Linked DNA regions of Homo sapiens: region 2 is linked to region 1. A link is a contact called in ENCODE Hi-C or POLR2A ChIA-PET data. All regions are on one chromosome and are shown on one strand. Each heading gives the region's core, a stretch centred on a gene start or an enhancer-like site at or near the end of the contact. The rest is flanking DNA. Distances are from core to core; before and after follow the strand shown. Region 1 overlaps LOC107985869 (a long non-coding RNA gene). Region 2 has its middle 74 kb from the start of PIRAT1.

Region 1 (7,544 bases), core at 3,107-5,606:
TCCCACCTGTGTCCCTCCAGCAGTGGGATGCCAATCTCTACTCTAAGTGCAGATCGTTCTGAGTCACATAAGCCTGGGAAGGACTGCCCACTATATCCCCAGCTCCTACGCTGGTTCTCACTACCATGAGTTTAGAAAGTGCTAGACTAGTTGATCTCCAAGATCTTTCCTAATGCTTGAAATTCTAGGAGGCAATGAATAGAGAATATGAATGCAAAAAAAAATCTATAAGGCATTTGCCTAAGGCAGGGGTTTTCTACCCTGGCTGTGTATAATAATCACCTGGGGAGATATATAAAAAATAAAAGCCCATAGGCCTATGTTCTCAGCCTGAGGATTAGGATTCATCAGGTCTGGGGTGGACCCCAGCCTCTGCATTTCTAGCAACCCTCCAGTCAGTTTTGATGAACAGCAGGCGTCAGAGCTGAGAAGTTGGGGCTGGGGTTATAACCAGACACTTTCCCAGGCAGTGAGATGAGGGAAGAGCTGACGCAGGATTCTAACATGCCCACTTCTGTTCATGGAGTTTGGCCCACGGGTGATTGTGCCTAGCACATCTTTAGAAGATACTTCCCCAGAAGTCGACAATTAAAGATGCAGTGAAACAGAATTTGTTTTGTTTTATTTTAAACCTCAGACTGACACTTAAACCACATCCCAAGGGCAAACATCTTACAGCTTAATGGATAGGTAGCCACCAGCCTTAGCCATTGCTTGGAATCAGATGGAAAGCAGTGCTGGCTGCCCACCCTAGGAGCACTGGGGACCTGAGAGGAGAAGGGCCCCTGTAAGTGGTGGCCTTCTCAGTGTCCTCTGGCTGCAAGCAGAGCTGACCCAGCCTTCTGTTCAGAAGGTCTCAGCTTCAGGACAGAGAGGCTGGCCTGGGTGGTGGGGTAGGACAGAGAGAGCAGGAGTTCAGGAAGTGGATCAGACCAGCTGCCCAGGCCAACGAGGTTTGTTCTCATAAACCAGGCTGAGTTCCTGGGTGGGGAGGACACTGTGGCCCCTGTTTCATGGGTCCTCACATGCACACACACTGGAGAGCAGTTCAGCAGCCTGACTGCTGGGCAAGTGCTGCCTGTTGCCTGGGGTTGTCTGCTCCTGCTCAGGAGGATGAGCCAAAAGAGATGAATCTTACAGATGACTGGAGTTTAGGGTGAAGTGCAAGCCCAGAAAATAGGTCTCATTCCTGCTACTCCCTCTCGTATATTCTACAATTCAGACAAACTGCATGAGTCATTGCTGTTTAGAAAAATCCTCTGCTTCTCCTCTTTTGTGCATTTGCTCCTGTTTTTCCTTCCCTACCCCATCTGCTGGACTCCTACACATACTCCCAAGCCTACGTCAAATGTCTCCTCTGCTCAGCTCCCCATAGGGTGCAGTGATATCTCTCCCCTTGGGAACTGCCAGAGTATACTGCATGTATCTATCATCTGGCATCTCTCTTACACAGCTGTGTTTCTTATCCCCTTCTATTGCAAGCACTCGGAAGGCAGAGACTGGGTCTTTGTCTCCCTTTGGCCCCAGCCTGTTTCCATATTGTGCTTTTTATGTATTATAGCAGGCACCCATGAATGTCTACGGAATGGAAGTTAATTCTGGGCTGACAGTAATTGTAAAGCATCACAGCCCTTGCTAGCTGTCATGGGGAGGCAATCCTGGGCACTGTCTCCATCACTGCTGTCACCATGTAGCATGATGAGTCCTTTCTCATGCTGCTAATAAAGACATACCTGAGACTAGGTAATTTATAAAGGAAAGAGGTTTAACAGACTTACAGTTCCACGTGGCTGGGGAGGCCTCACAATCATGGTGGAAGGTGAAGGAGGAGCAAAGGCACATCTTACAAGACAGCAGGCAACAGAGCATGTGGAGGGAACTGCCCCTTATAAAACCATCAGATCTCATGAGACTTATTCACTTTCACGAGAATAGCATGGGAAAAGCCCGCCCCCATGATTCAATTACTTGCTACCAGGTCAATTCAAGATGATATTTGGGTGGGGACACAGCCAAACCATATCACATGGCATCAGCAGATGGCTAGACTTCCTGAGCAGAGCCAGGGACTTGCCTGGAAGGTCCAGACCCCTCTGAGTTCCAGCTTCCTTGTGGAGTTGAAAGACACTCCAGTGTGTGTTACACTTGGTATCCTACTCAAGAAATAGTGAAAAAAGGACATTTACACCACTGGGAATAAAACTTGGGTGTAAACATGGTTCACACTTTACAGCTGATGGGTCAATTATCTGATTAATATGATTGATCATTTATCATAATGTAACACATTATGTCACATACCTTTTTTTTTTTTTTTTTTTTTGAGATGAAGTCTCGCTCTTGTCACCCAGGCTGGAGTGCAATGGCATGATCTTGGCTCACTGCAACCTCCACCTCCCGGGTTCAAGTGATTCTCCTGCCTTAGCCTCCCGAGTAGCTGGGATTACAGGCCTCTGCCACGACGCCCGGCTTGTTTTTGTATTTTTAGTAGAGATGGGGTTTCTCCATGTTGGCCAGGAGGGTTTCAAACTCCTGACCTCAGGTGATCTGCCCATCTCGGCCTCCCAAAGTGCTGGGATTACAGATGTGAGCCACCGCACCTGGCCTCACATACCTTTCTTAAGCAGAGTTTTTAATGTTTATAAATCTTACCTCCTTAAGAACAATTAAGTTTCCTGAGAACAAAATCGGTCACTACAGTGGTAGAAAGGATATGGGTTTTGGAGTCAGACAGAGCTAGATTTGAAGCTCGGTTTTATCATTTCATGGCCAGGTGCTGCCATGATTATTTTTTATGTGTCTACTTGCCTGGGTCACATGGTGCCCAAATATTTTGTCAAACATTATACTGGATGTTTATGTGAGGATATTTTTGGATGATATTTAACATTTGAATCAGTAGACTGAGGAAAGCAGATTGCCCACCATATGTAGGTGGACCCCATCCAATCAGATGAAGGTCCAAATAGAGCAAAAAGGCTGACCCTCCTCTAAACATGATAGAAACTATTCTGCCTGATGACCTTTGAACTAGAAGGAAAAATTAGTTGTTTGCTGCCTTTGGACTTGAAGTGTACCTGTACCTCAAGCCTGCCCGCCTTCATACTGTAACTACACCATTGGCTCTCCTGGGTCTCCAGCTTGTCAACTCACCCTACAAATCTTGGGCTTTGCCAGCCTCCATAATTGTGTGAGCCAATTCCTTCTAATCTCTCTCTCTCCCAGTAGTTCCTTTTCTCTGGAGAACACTGACTAATATAGGCACTTCTGTATTAAGAGCATTCTGAACAGCATTATGTTGCTAGGGCCCTGCAATGGGAGGCACCTTCTCACTTTCATCACCTGGAACCTGCTCATCCGCATGACACAGAGGAGGTATATGTGACATTTGTTCACCTGCTGACCCCTTTGTCACAGTGTCCCCTTTTCCGTGGGTACTTCTGTCCACATCCTCTCCTAGAGTGTTTGCCTCAGAAGTGCTTGAGAGGATTAGCATCCAGCAAAAAGTAGGCTCTGCAATTAAGGCTCAAATTAAGAAAAACAAATGAGTTTACACTGGCCTTGGGTATTTCCAGTAGCTGGAAAATCCCACTGTTGGAAACCTACTGAAGTCATCTCAATACAGTATTTTATAGATCCTGCAGCAGCAGGAGATGAATTAACCCGAGAAGACCATAGTGGCGGGGCAGAAAGAAAGCCTGTCAATGACCAGATCTTTTAAAAACAAAATGGCTGTTTCTGTTTTGGTGTATGTGTGGTTGTCTTTATTTTGGATGCTAAGGCGCGTTTCTTTCCCCCCCCACCCCGCCGAGAGTTTCAAGAAAAGAGAGCCCCATCTTCAATTCACTATCCAGGCAAACAACAGTGAGCATGGCTCCTCTTCCAAGATCCCACTCCAAAAAGTGACACCAGGTTTTTGACACAGACAGCCTGTGGGCACACTGTAAAGAAGTGGACTTTGTTTTGACAGGGGCCTGTGGAAGCGGACTTTTAGTGCTCAATCCCTTAAACACATAGTGTTATGAATATGGCTTTGACGATTGTTAGCAAAAGTGGATTTGTCACACAGCCATGAAACCAGCAGCTGTGTCTTTGCCACAGAGTTTGACCCCATCCTGCATATAGACAGGCATCGTGTGTAATTACTCAGCATTTGCCACACAACACAATAAACTCGGGGTCTGCCCACTGGGGACATTTATGTGTCACAGTGGACTGGATTAGGACCGAAAAAGAATAGTTGTGGTGTACGCTCCATCCCAACTGCTCATTCCCTCTCCTTGACCTACCCTTTGTGGGAAGCCAGGAATGCTAAATATTTCTTGTAGCTCTGCCCAGTCCTCTACTTTATTTACACTCCCCCCAACTCCCCAGCCTTAGCCCTGTCTCCTCCTGTGGCAAGCTCAGGCTTTCTTCCCTGAGCTGTTGAACAACTACATTTTTTGTCTGAGATGATACATCAAAGGTATTTCAAATAAAGAAAGACAAAAACATAAAATGATGTCTGCTGGACAGCCAGCCGTGCTCTGGCAAGGATAATATGCAATCTTACTTAATGGACTTCCTGATATTGACAAACTGTACCAAAGTTTCTAGGCCAGAGATAAAACAACTTTTTTCAAAAAGTGAAATAAGATAGAGGCAGTTGAAGGAACAGGAGGTGGAAGATTGATGGGGAACATTTTTAAAGAACCCACGGGCCACTCTGTATGTTTGTTTCCTGAAGGGCAAAATTAAGCCCTTAGAGCAGATCTTTCATTTTTTGGTTTCTTTTCTAATTCTAGAATCTCCTCTAACCACAATGGGCAAGACAAGTGGGAATGTGACTTCCCCTAGAGTTATTGCTACACATTTGTGAGGACATTTTCTTCAACAAGTTTGTTTTTCCCCAAAATACATTTCCAGGCAGTATAACCCTAGAGGTGGAGCCTCAGGGAAGCTACACATGCTTCAAGTGTGCAGTAATTGCAAATTGCTAAACAGAAAAATACAGGTATGGCCATGTGTCCAAGTCTTTGTGGGGCATGCTCCACTCATGCCTGTTGACCTGGCATGATTATTAATAGTTCTCTCTTTCAAAAATGTCCAGTTTGGATAATAAATTCTATGAACACCCTGACTTTCACCAAATGTACCATTTCTGAGGTCCATTTCAAACATGGTGTACAAATAACTGGTTCTACAGCCGGTCTGGTGGTCAGCCTGGCCCTGCTGAGGGGAGGGATGACATCTGAATGCACAGCCAGGTGGCACGGTGGTCTCAGAGGCTACAGTGCTGCTAGCCCCTTGGGGTAGGTCCTGAGCTTGGCACCCCGCTGCTGACTGCATGTTGCAAATGAGATTTTTGTTTTAAAGCCCTAGACTTGAAAAATCAGACACTTGGCTTTTGAACAGAAGGCAAAGCAGATATCTGGGTCTCTTCTTCCCCACCTCAAGTCCTCATTGTCATGGAGACTCCTTAACATCTGTGAGTGGATATGACCCCACCAGCTGAGGCAGGCTTCTCTTAGCCCCATTTTCCCTCCATGATGGGTGGAACATCCTTAGGTAGAAAGAAAAACACCCAACATACTTTTATTAGCAAGTGTCAAAAATGTATCAGAGAGTTTTCTCTGATGTCCATGCTTATCCAATCAAGCTATTTGCAATTCCATGTGAGTGTGGGGTTGGAGGTAGGAGGTAGATTTTGGAGACTGGGGAAGAGGAGCAGAGAAGGGGTTGATTTGTGGTGTATCCTCAAGGCATGCACTAAATATTTGACCAATGAGTATGTGAATAATTGCATCTGTGGAGGAGATTTTTGTCCAGTCAATAAATTTTAGCATATTAGAGTTTTGCTTATCTTTAACAAAAATTCATAGTAACATATGCACTCATTTCCAGACATTTTTTCCTAAAAATACTACATTTGGGTGTGTTTCATTTTACTCCTTAGGCAAAGCTGATTTATAATTCTGACAGTGCACCTACAAAATGAATATGAAAAATGCCCTGTTTGATTTGTGTTTTTTATTTTAACTGGGATTAATTTTAAATGAGTTGAGAAGAGACCTGTGATGTTGCAAAATGCCTCTTTAACTTCCAAGTTAACCATGATATTGATGGACACAAGATAGATGCAAGGTCTATAATTAAAACTTGTCTGCCAAGTCCCACTCTGTTGAATTTGGGGCGATGTTGCATGGAAGCGATGGTTTTGGTTAAACTCTAGGTCTAAAAGAAAAATAAAATAATAACTTAATTGTCAAACCTATCCACATCTATTTGCATATGCCATATGATTTCTAAATAGGGTAAGACACAGGAGCATTGAGGAAATAAAAAACCTGTTGGTTTTTAATGCGGGTGTATCTTTCTTCCCTGTTTTGTGCCTGGGCTAATGGGCCGATGGTTAAACAGTGGAATATTTAGAATTGGAGAACTTATCAATGGACTTAAAAAATATCTCTGAATCTTGTAATCTACTTTGAAGAGATCCTCTGAACAGAGGGCATGAGCTAATTCAAACAAGGAATGACCTCAATGAGAAGAACTGAAATAAAACTCAAATAGTGAATATACACACTCACATGCTGGTGAGCTAAACAAACTGAAACTCAAGTTTTAGGCAGTTTACAATCAGAGTATATTTGTTTGATAAACAGTGTTTGGACAGAAGCTTTTCATATCTTTTTTGCTAGATACTTCATCATCTATTATCTCCTCTTTTCAAAGAATGCCTCCATGCCATTGCTGTGGAATTCAAGACACAGCTCTGTTTACAGAGTGAGCTGGTGCTGACGGCCTGCCTCCCGTCAACTCCTCCCCTTCCTTTCACTAATTAACATTCTTGACATTTGACTTGACAGTCGTATTTTAGAGGGTTCAGACACAATTCTTGTAAACAAAAATAATATTCTTGCTGTGAATTCTTACTCTTTTAGAAGAAAGAAACTGGTGCTGGTGCTGTTTCCAAACTAAAACAAATGCAGTTGATTTTGTCAGTTACGAGTTTTCTAAGATTTTTGTTGTTTTCTTTCTATTTGCTTCAGAATGCACCAGAGAACTTCTCTGTCATGAACTTGGTCTGCTCTTTTAAAAGATAGCTCTTTTATAAAACAATCAGAATGTATTAGAGGTTTTTAAAAATGTGTTATAGAGTGTTTTGATACACGGTGTGGCGTGGATGTCATTTAGTCCTGGAACCAAAATGGATGTGAAGAATACTATAACTGATAAAAAGGAGAGTACTCCTCATCTAAGGAAACTATTTCAACCTAGACCAAATGGGCTTTCCTTTGATGAATCACAAATACCAGGCTTAAATCACTTCCAATACAGATTATGTATCTGTCACATTTTGCTAACTTGGAGATGTAAACTACTGTTCTGATTCCTAAATTATTCCTCTGGTCAAAGTAAATAACAATCTTTAAATTAAACTGAAAATATATTAATAATTACTTTAGAAGTATAAAATGTATACAAGCTGCTTGTATAGAATACAGAATTGCTTTGGTCCTTGACAGACCAAACATTATCAAAATATTAATAACAGCAGTGAT
Region 2 (7,544 bases), core at 2,049-4,548, 34 kb before region 1:
GTACAAAAATCACAAGCATTCTTATACACCAATAACAGACAAACAGAGAGCCAAATCATGAGGGAACTCCCATTCACAATTGCTTCAAAGAGAATAAAATACCCGGGAATCCAACTTACAAGGGATGTGAAGGACCTCTTCGAGGAGAACTACAAACCACTGCTCAATGAAATAAAAGAGGACACAAACAAATGGAAGAACATTCCATGCTCATGGGTAGGAAGAATCAATATCGTGAAAATGGCCATACTGCCCAAGGTAATTTATAGATTCAATGCCATCCCCATCAAGCTACCAATGACTTTCTTCACAGAATTGGAAGAAACTACTTTAAAGTTCGTATGGAAGCAAAAAAGAGCCTGTGTCACCAAGTCAATCCTAAGCCAAAAGAACAAAGCTGGAGGCACCACGCTGCCTGACTTCAAATTATACTACAAGGCTACAGTAACCAAAACAGCATGGTACTGGTACCAAACCAGAGATATAGATCAATGGAACAGAACAGAGCCCTCAGAAATGATGCCGCATATCTACAACCATCTGATCTTTGACAAACCTGAGAAAAACAAGCAATGGGGAAAAGATTCCCTATTTAATAAATGGTGCTGGGAAAACTGGCTAGCCATATGTAGAAAGCTGAAACTGGATCCCTTCCTTACACCTTATACAAAAATTAATTCAAGATGGATTAAAGACTTACATGTTAGACCTAAAACCATAATAACCCTAGAAGAAAACCTAGGCAATACCATTCAGGACATAGGCATGGGCAAGGACTTCGTGTCTAAAACACCAAAAGCAATGGCAACAAAAGCCAAAATTGACAAACGGGATCTAATTAAACTAAAGACCTTCTGCACAGCAAAAGAAACCACCATCAGGGTGAACAGGCAACCTACCAAATCGGAGAAAATTTTCGCCACCTACTCATCTGACAAAGGGCTAACACCGAGAATCTACAATGAACTCAAACAAATTTACAAGAAAAAACAAACAACCCCATCAAAAAGTGGGCAAAGGACATGAACAGATACTTCTCAAAAGAAGACATTTATGCAACCAAAAGACACATGAAAAAATGCTCATCATCACTGGCCATCAGAGAAATGCAAATCAAAACCACAATGAGACACCATCTCACACCAGTTAGAATGGCGATCATTAAAAAGTCAGGAAACAACAGGTGCTGGAGAGGATGTGGAGAAATAAGAACACTTTTACATTGTTGGTGGGACTGTAAACTAGTTCAACCATTGTGGAAGTCAGTGTGGTTGATTCCTCAGGGATCTAGAACTAGAAATACCATTTCGCCCAGCCATCCCATTACTGGGTATATACCCAAAGGATTATAAATCATGCTGCTATAAAGACACATGCACACGTATGTTTATTGCGGCACTATTCACAATAGCAAAGACTTGGAACCAACCCAAATGTCCAACAACGATAGACTGGATTAAGAAAATGTGGCACATATACACCATGGAATACTATGCAGCCATAAAAACTGATGAGTTCATGTCCTTTGTAGGGACATGGATGAAACTGGAAACCATGATTCTCAGCAAACTATTGCAAGGACAAAAAACCAAACACCGCATGTTCTCACTCATAGGTGGGAATTGAACAATGAGAATACATGGACACAGGAAGGGGAACATCACAATCCGGGGCCTGTTGTGGGGTCAGGGGAAGGAGGAAGGATAGCATTAGGAGATACACCTAATGTTAAATGACGAGTTAATGGGTGCAGCACACCAGCATGGCACATGTATACATATGTAACAAACCTGCACATTGTGCCCATGTACCCTAAAACTTAAAGTGTAATAAAAAAAAAAGATTTCCTTTTGGGATAATGAAAATATTGATTGATGTAATGGTTGCAAAATTTTGTGAATATACTAAAAGCCATTGCATTGTACACTTTATATGGGTGAATTGTGTGGTATGTGAATTACATCTCAATAAAGCTGTTACACAAAAGAAAAAGAGGAGGGAGTTCAGAGATATTAGGTGGCCACAAATAATCAGTGTCTATTACACTACCTTCAGCTGAGAAATTAAGAACAAGCTAGGAAATAACACCCCATGGTCTCCTGGACTAGGCCGAAGTGTCCCCTTTCCTCAGCCTAATTCTAAATCAACTTGACATGCCCAGTGGGAACACTGGCATTGCTGCTCTTTTGCCACAATGCCAATGTCCTTCTGGAATCTTTGGGAACGAGGCAACTGGCTGTGACCAATGTCATCCCTTTGATGTCCAGGATGCATGTGGCCACCCTGGTAAGCACCCCTTTCCTTAGCCAAAGCTCTGAGTGCATCCCTGAGGACCTATATATGGTAGAGGAGGGAAAGAGGTTCTCAGAGACATAGTTTTTTCAGTCCTGGAATATTTGTATTTTCCAGTTAAGTGGGCATTCATTAGCCACATAACACCATTTTGGTCAACAAAAGACTGCATATTGGAAGGTTGTCCCAGTAAAAAATACTGTATTTTTACTGTACTTTTCCATGTTTAGATATATGAATGCTTATCATTGCATTACAACTGCCTACAGTATTCAGTACATTCAGTACATGCAAGTACCCTCTATGGTGTTTACACAATGATTAAATCATCTAACAATGCATTTCTCAGAACATATCCTCCTTGTTAAGCATTGCATGTCTGTACTTCAAAAAATGTTTAACCTAGAAGGCCATCTCTGTAAGATTCAACAGAGCCTGCCCTGGTTATTTATTTTGCTTTTTTACAGCATTATCCCTTAATCCCTGTTTGGCTCTTCTGCATTACAAGGCCTCTTACTCATCTCCACTGTGGACTTCCCTCAGACTCTAGTCACTTGCTAATTGGCTTGAGATTTTTTTTTCCTTCTTGTGAATGTATTTGCAGTATTATCATTGCTGTAATAGAAGTATGTATAGGAGAAAGTACTTGGTAATGGGTGGAGGTGGAGGAAAACTGTCAATGAAAGCTTTTTTAGAGTAGAATATTTTGGATTTGTGAGTCTTTAAAGATTGATGGGGAAAGAGAAGGGAACATGGGGAGATGTGGAGGAAGAGGAAAGAACCCTCCAGCTACATGAGCAAAGTCAAGGGTACTTGACATAGTCCAGAGCGCCAGGGCAGCTGTGAATAGTTTGATTTGGCTTCAATGTAGGCTGCAAAGTGGGAATGGGGCAAGAGGTGAGCCTGGACAGGTGGGCTGGGCCAGAGGAAAACCCGTAGAGCCAGGGGAGCAGGAGAGAGGCTGTCTAGGCCAGCTGTGTTACAACATACCCTTAAGGCATAAGGGATGATTAAACTAAAAGGTTGATGGACATTTTTCTGTGACTGGCTTCTTTTGATTCATCCTGAAGTCTGCTAAATTATTCCAGAATATGGAATCCAGGAACTCTTTTGTGGAGCAATGCAGTGAAATTAGCCCTCATGAGTATTCACAATGAGTATCCAGATAAGCTTAAAATCCATGCAGATAGGTAGAGAAGGAAGCAAAGAGGCAGCTTGAGAGCTCCTGGGTGAAAGGGAAGAAAAAGCCACATTCCATTGCCCGGAGCATAAGTCATAGATGGCCCTGCCCCAAGGGGCTTCAGGAAAACTAAATCCAACCGGCAGAGATAAACCAAAAGTGACTGCAAATGTTTTTTGCAAAACTTTTAAAGGATACTCCCCTAACCCCAGTGATCCCACTTCTTCCTCTGGATTCAAAGTCAGACATCTTAGAGCTAGAGGCACCAGTCATGACAGATGAACCACACTTCTTCCATCCATCCATCATTAATCTATCCGTGTAACTATCCATTCATAATCAGGCCTTTGAATCTCTGGGTTCTATATAATATAGTCCGCGCTCCTGACTTTTGATTGGAAATACATATGCATGCACACACACATACACACACGCTTTTATTTTACAATGAATAAGTGAATGTCTAATAATGAAAATCAGCCTTCTTCGTAAGTACCAAGGGAGTATTTTTATATCAGAAAACATTTAATGACAAGGACAACATCAGCACTTCCTCTGAACATCCTACTTATAAACACTCTTACTTCTTAATTAACCTCCCCATTTTCCAGTAAATGAAGCCTGTTTTCCTAATAGAACTCCCCCATATCAATTTTTGGGTGTCTGGAATAATTTTTAATGACTATCTAGTTATTGTATTTTAATCTCCTCCCCCAAATCTAAGTGATAAATGCCTCACCATTTTCTTCAGATACACACCCCAGCCCTTATTCAAATCACAGTCCTTCACTCACAGTCAGGAACCCGCACACCTGGGAGTTTGTCGAAGAAACACCACCTTGTGTCTCTGCCCATCTCAACTCCTGTCATCTCTGAGCAAAGCAATCTTACTCCCATCTATGACTCCAGTTCTACATCATTGCACTCCCTTGTTTGGGGGAAGTGGACTAGTGGGACAATTTCCCAAGTTCTATTTTGAGAAAGGGGCAAGTTCATTAACTTTGATCAGGATGGGATGGGGAACACTGAGTGATGTATTTGGCAGATCTTTACACTCATATCTCTCTTGGAATCCTAAGATGATAGACAGATTAGAGAGTAGGGGGAGAGGAAAACTTTTTTATGATTAAGAGAGGCTTCATTGAGAACCTTTTTATGTGTTTGACCTTCTCTCCCCTGGTCCAGTTGCCCCTCGTGGAGACTCCACAGACCTCTGTTTATATCATTCACAGGATGTGCTCCCTGAAATAAGCTGAATAATATCCACCAAGATGTCCATGTTCTTATCCCCAGAACCTGTCAATGTTACCTGATGTGGCAAAGGGGGCTGTGTAGATGCAACCAAGTTAAGGATATTGATTGACCTGGGAAGATTCTTCTGGATTATCCTAGTGGGCCCAATGTCATCATAGTGGTCCTTATAAGAGGAACACAGGAGAAGCCCATGTCACACGGAAGTAGAAGATGTGATGATGGAAACAGAAGGTTGGAGTGATGCAGGGAAAAGGTCACAGGCCAAGGAAGGCAGGCAAACTTCAGAAGCTAGAAAAGGCAAGGAAATGGATTCTCCTCTAGAACCTCCAGAGTAAATCAGCCCTGCTAACACTTTGACTTTAGCCCAGTGAAACTGCTCTGAGATTTCTGACCTCCAAAACTGTAAGAGAATAAATTTGCACTGGTTTAGTCACCAAGTTTGTGGTAATTTACTACAGCAGCCACAGAAAATTAAAACATTCCACTTAATGACATTTCCACTCACAAATCCGTCTCTTTGAATAGAGACCACAAGCTCTTCTATATCTCCTAGCACTGGGCACCCTGTCAGTTAGTTCCTTCGGAATACAAGAAACAGAAACATCCCAATCAACTCCAATAAAGGATGTTCAATATAATGACACATGAGAAAGACAGGAATTGGCAAAACTGTCCCAGCAGCTGCCCTGCTAAGCCTTGTGGCCACTGGAACATCCTTTAGCAAACAGTGTTAGTTTTGGTCATTGGGCAGAAAGGTCAGTAACTCAGCAACATCAGTGGCTATTCCCTCAGACATGTCTGTTTTTGTGAGTCAATTTCTCTCTCCCCTGCTGCCACCAATTACCCAAGGGAGTATTTTTATATCAGAAAACACTTAATGACAAGATCCTGTATCTATTGTTTAAACTCTCTTTAAGAAACAAGCTGATCTTTTGATCTATCACCACCCAGGTGGGGGCAAAGCTGTCTCATGAAGCCAACTTTTCTTTGATGCTGGCCAACCTATAGATGGCTGTTTGGGGGTTGGGTGCTGACCCCTGGTTCAAGCAGCTATGGTCAGGATAACAGAGCTCAGAGACACCTCTCCAATCCACTGGTGCAGAATCCGCTCTCAAAAAATACTTTTTTGAAGGGAAGTGGCCCATGGAGGTACAAAAGAAATGTAAGATCTGGTCCCTGCCCATAAGAACTTTGTCATCTAGGAGTAGAAGGAAAATATATATAGAACAATTTTATATGGAGATACACACAGACACACACACACACACACACACACACACACATACACACAAATAGATATTTGGGAAATATATATGGAATAGGACAGCATTATATTCAATAGCCAAGTATCCTAATACAGTAAAGTATCCTTTGTTAGATAAATAAAATTAGAGGCCAGGAGCGGTGGCTCACACCTGTAATCCCAGCACTTTGGGAGGCCAAGGTGGGTGGATCACCTGAGATCAGGAGTTTGAGACTAGCCTGGCCAATGTGGCGAAACCCCGTCTCTACTAAAAATACAAAAATTAGCTGGGCATGGTGGCAGTGCTTGTAATCCCAGCTACTCAGGAGGCTGAGGCAGGAGAATCGCTTGAACCCAGGAGGCGGAGGTTGCAGTGAGCCAAGATTGCACCATTGCACTCCAGCCTGGATGACAAGAACACAACTCCAGCTCCAAAAAAAAAAAAAATAAAATAAATAAAAATAAAAAAAATAGAGATTATTACATTATCAATAGCCTTTTTTCTTCCCTAATGAGATATCTTGGCCTATATGAATTCACTTTCATTTCCATGTTTCTTTTGAGCAGTTCCAAGATTTAGCTTCTAATAGGGAATGTAGTAGTTAGGTTTGTTAGGGTTGTAAGCATAGCAGGGTAAACTGAGGCTTTTTTCCCCCTTGCCACCTTTCTGTACCTCTGTAGTTATAGAAAAAAATAGAGGATATAGAAAAAATATTTGTAAAAACCTACTGTTTAGGGAGAAGCAATCTAAGCATGGCACCTTGTATGTTCACCTTTTAAAAGAAACCTTTGTAATGGCACAATGTCAGGGCCATAGGTTCTCATGAGAAACAGCTATGTTATGTTACTAGAAGTATAAAAAATTGAACCCAACTGGGAGTCTTTGAAGATAAACAAATCCCTAAGGTGAGGTGTGTTTAATTTCAGGAATTTGGGAGAAGAAATCTCAGTTAAGAGAAGAAGTTCCCATACCTTTTCCCCATTGAGAAGCCTAGACCCCTCTTCTCCCTCTCCTCCCAGGAGTCTGCAGTCAGTGGGGAGGAAAGCCAGAGGCATCCTGAGAATGCCTGACACAGCCAAAACTGCCCAATCACTAGAAGAATCTTAGGGCCTGGAGTCAAATTATTTTTATAGGAAGGAAAATGTTCCCTGGAAAAAAATGGGGAAAGTAGAGGCATTAAAATGGCAAAGGGGGACATGGGGAAAAAGGCAGAGGGTGGAAGGAGGGGAAGAGAAAGAAGGGTGGGTGAAGAAGAAAGGGCATGTCCTCAAGGAACACCCTAAAGGGCCTGGGCAGTGAGGTCTCACCTTTTGTGCATTGTAAAGGAAAGAGGAACTAGAGTGGGCCCACAATGCTTGATTTCCTCTCTTTGGTTGGGTAAGCTTTGAGAACAAGACAGAAGCCCTTCAGTGAAAACTGGCTTCACTCTTCCTCCAAACACTGGGTGCTCTTTGTTTGAGGAAGCAGGGAAAAGAAAGATGGAAGGGAGGAAGGATAATTCTGGTCCCCCATGGTCAGTAGGCAGGCATGGGTCAGTTTCTTCAAGGGTGCTGAGATGGTGTAAAACAGACTGG

The links. A loop is a pair of places that touch in the nucleus more often than their neighbours do. ChIA-PET counts read pairs that join two places held with the same protein, here RNA polymerase II (POLR2A). Pooled maps may share reads with other maps.
Region 2: a map of PC-3 shows a loop between it and region 1 (7-fold over the local background). The contact joins two enhancer-like sites. A Hi-C loop is called at or near these places in 6 of 168 maps with a recorded cell type or tissue (Caco-2, Calu3, IMR-90 and 3 more), 1 of 37 single-sample maps with no recorded cell type and 2 of 50 pooled maps. POLR2A ChIA-PET finds 5 or more read pairs at or near these places in 5 of 52 experiments (A549, AG04449, AG04450 and 2 more).

What each region holds. Positions count from the first base shown.
Region 1 is chr2:37,765,448-37,772,991 of GRCh38, reverse strand. All of the region lies in intron 2 of LOC107985869 (a long non-coding RNA gene), which reads right to left. Among named protein-coding and RNA genes, the nearest start is that of CDC42EP3, 98 kb to the right of the region's middle. Within about 2 kb of position 4,356, at least 10 of the 41 ENCODE cell types and tissues checked have a DNase peak (open chromatin) inside an H3K27ac peak, as active enhancers do; they include PC-3 and PC-9, where a contact is called at or near this core.
Region 2 is chr2:37,798,290-37,805,833 of GRCh38, reverse strand. No RefSeq gene overlaps it. Among named protein-coding and RNA genes, the nearest start is that of PIRAT1, 74 kb to the left of the region's middle. Within about 2 kb of position 3,298, at least 3 of the 41 ENCODE cell types and tissues checked have a DNase peak (open chromatin) inside an H3K27ac peak, as active enhancers do; they include PC-3 and PC-9, where a contact is called at or near this core.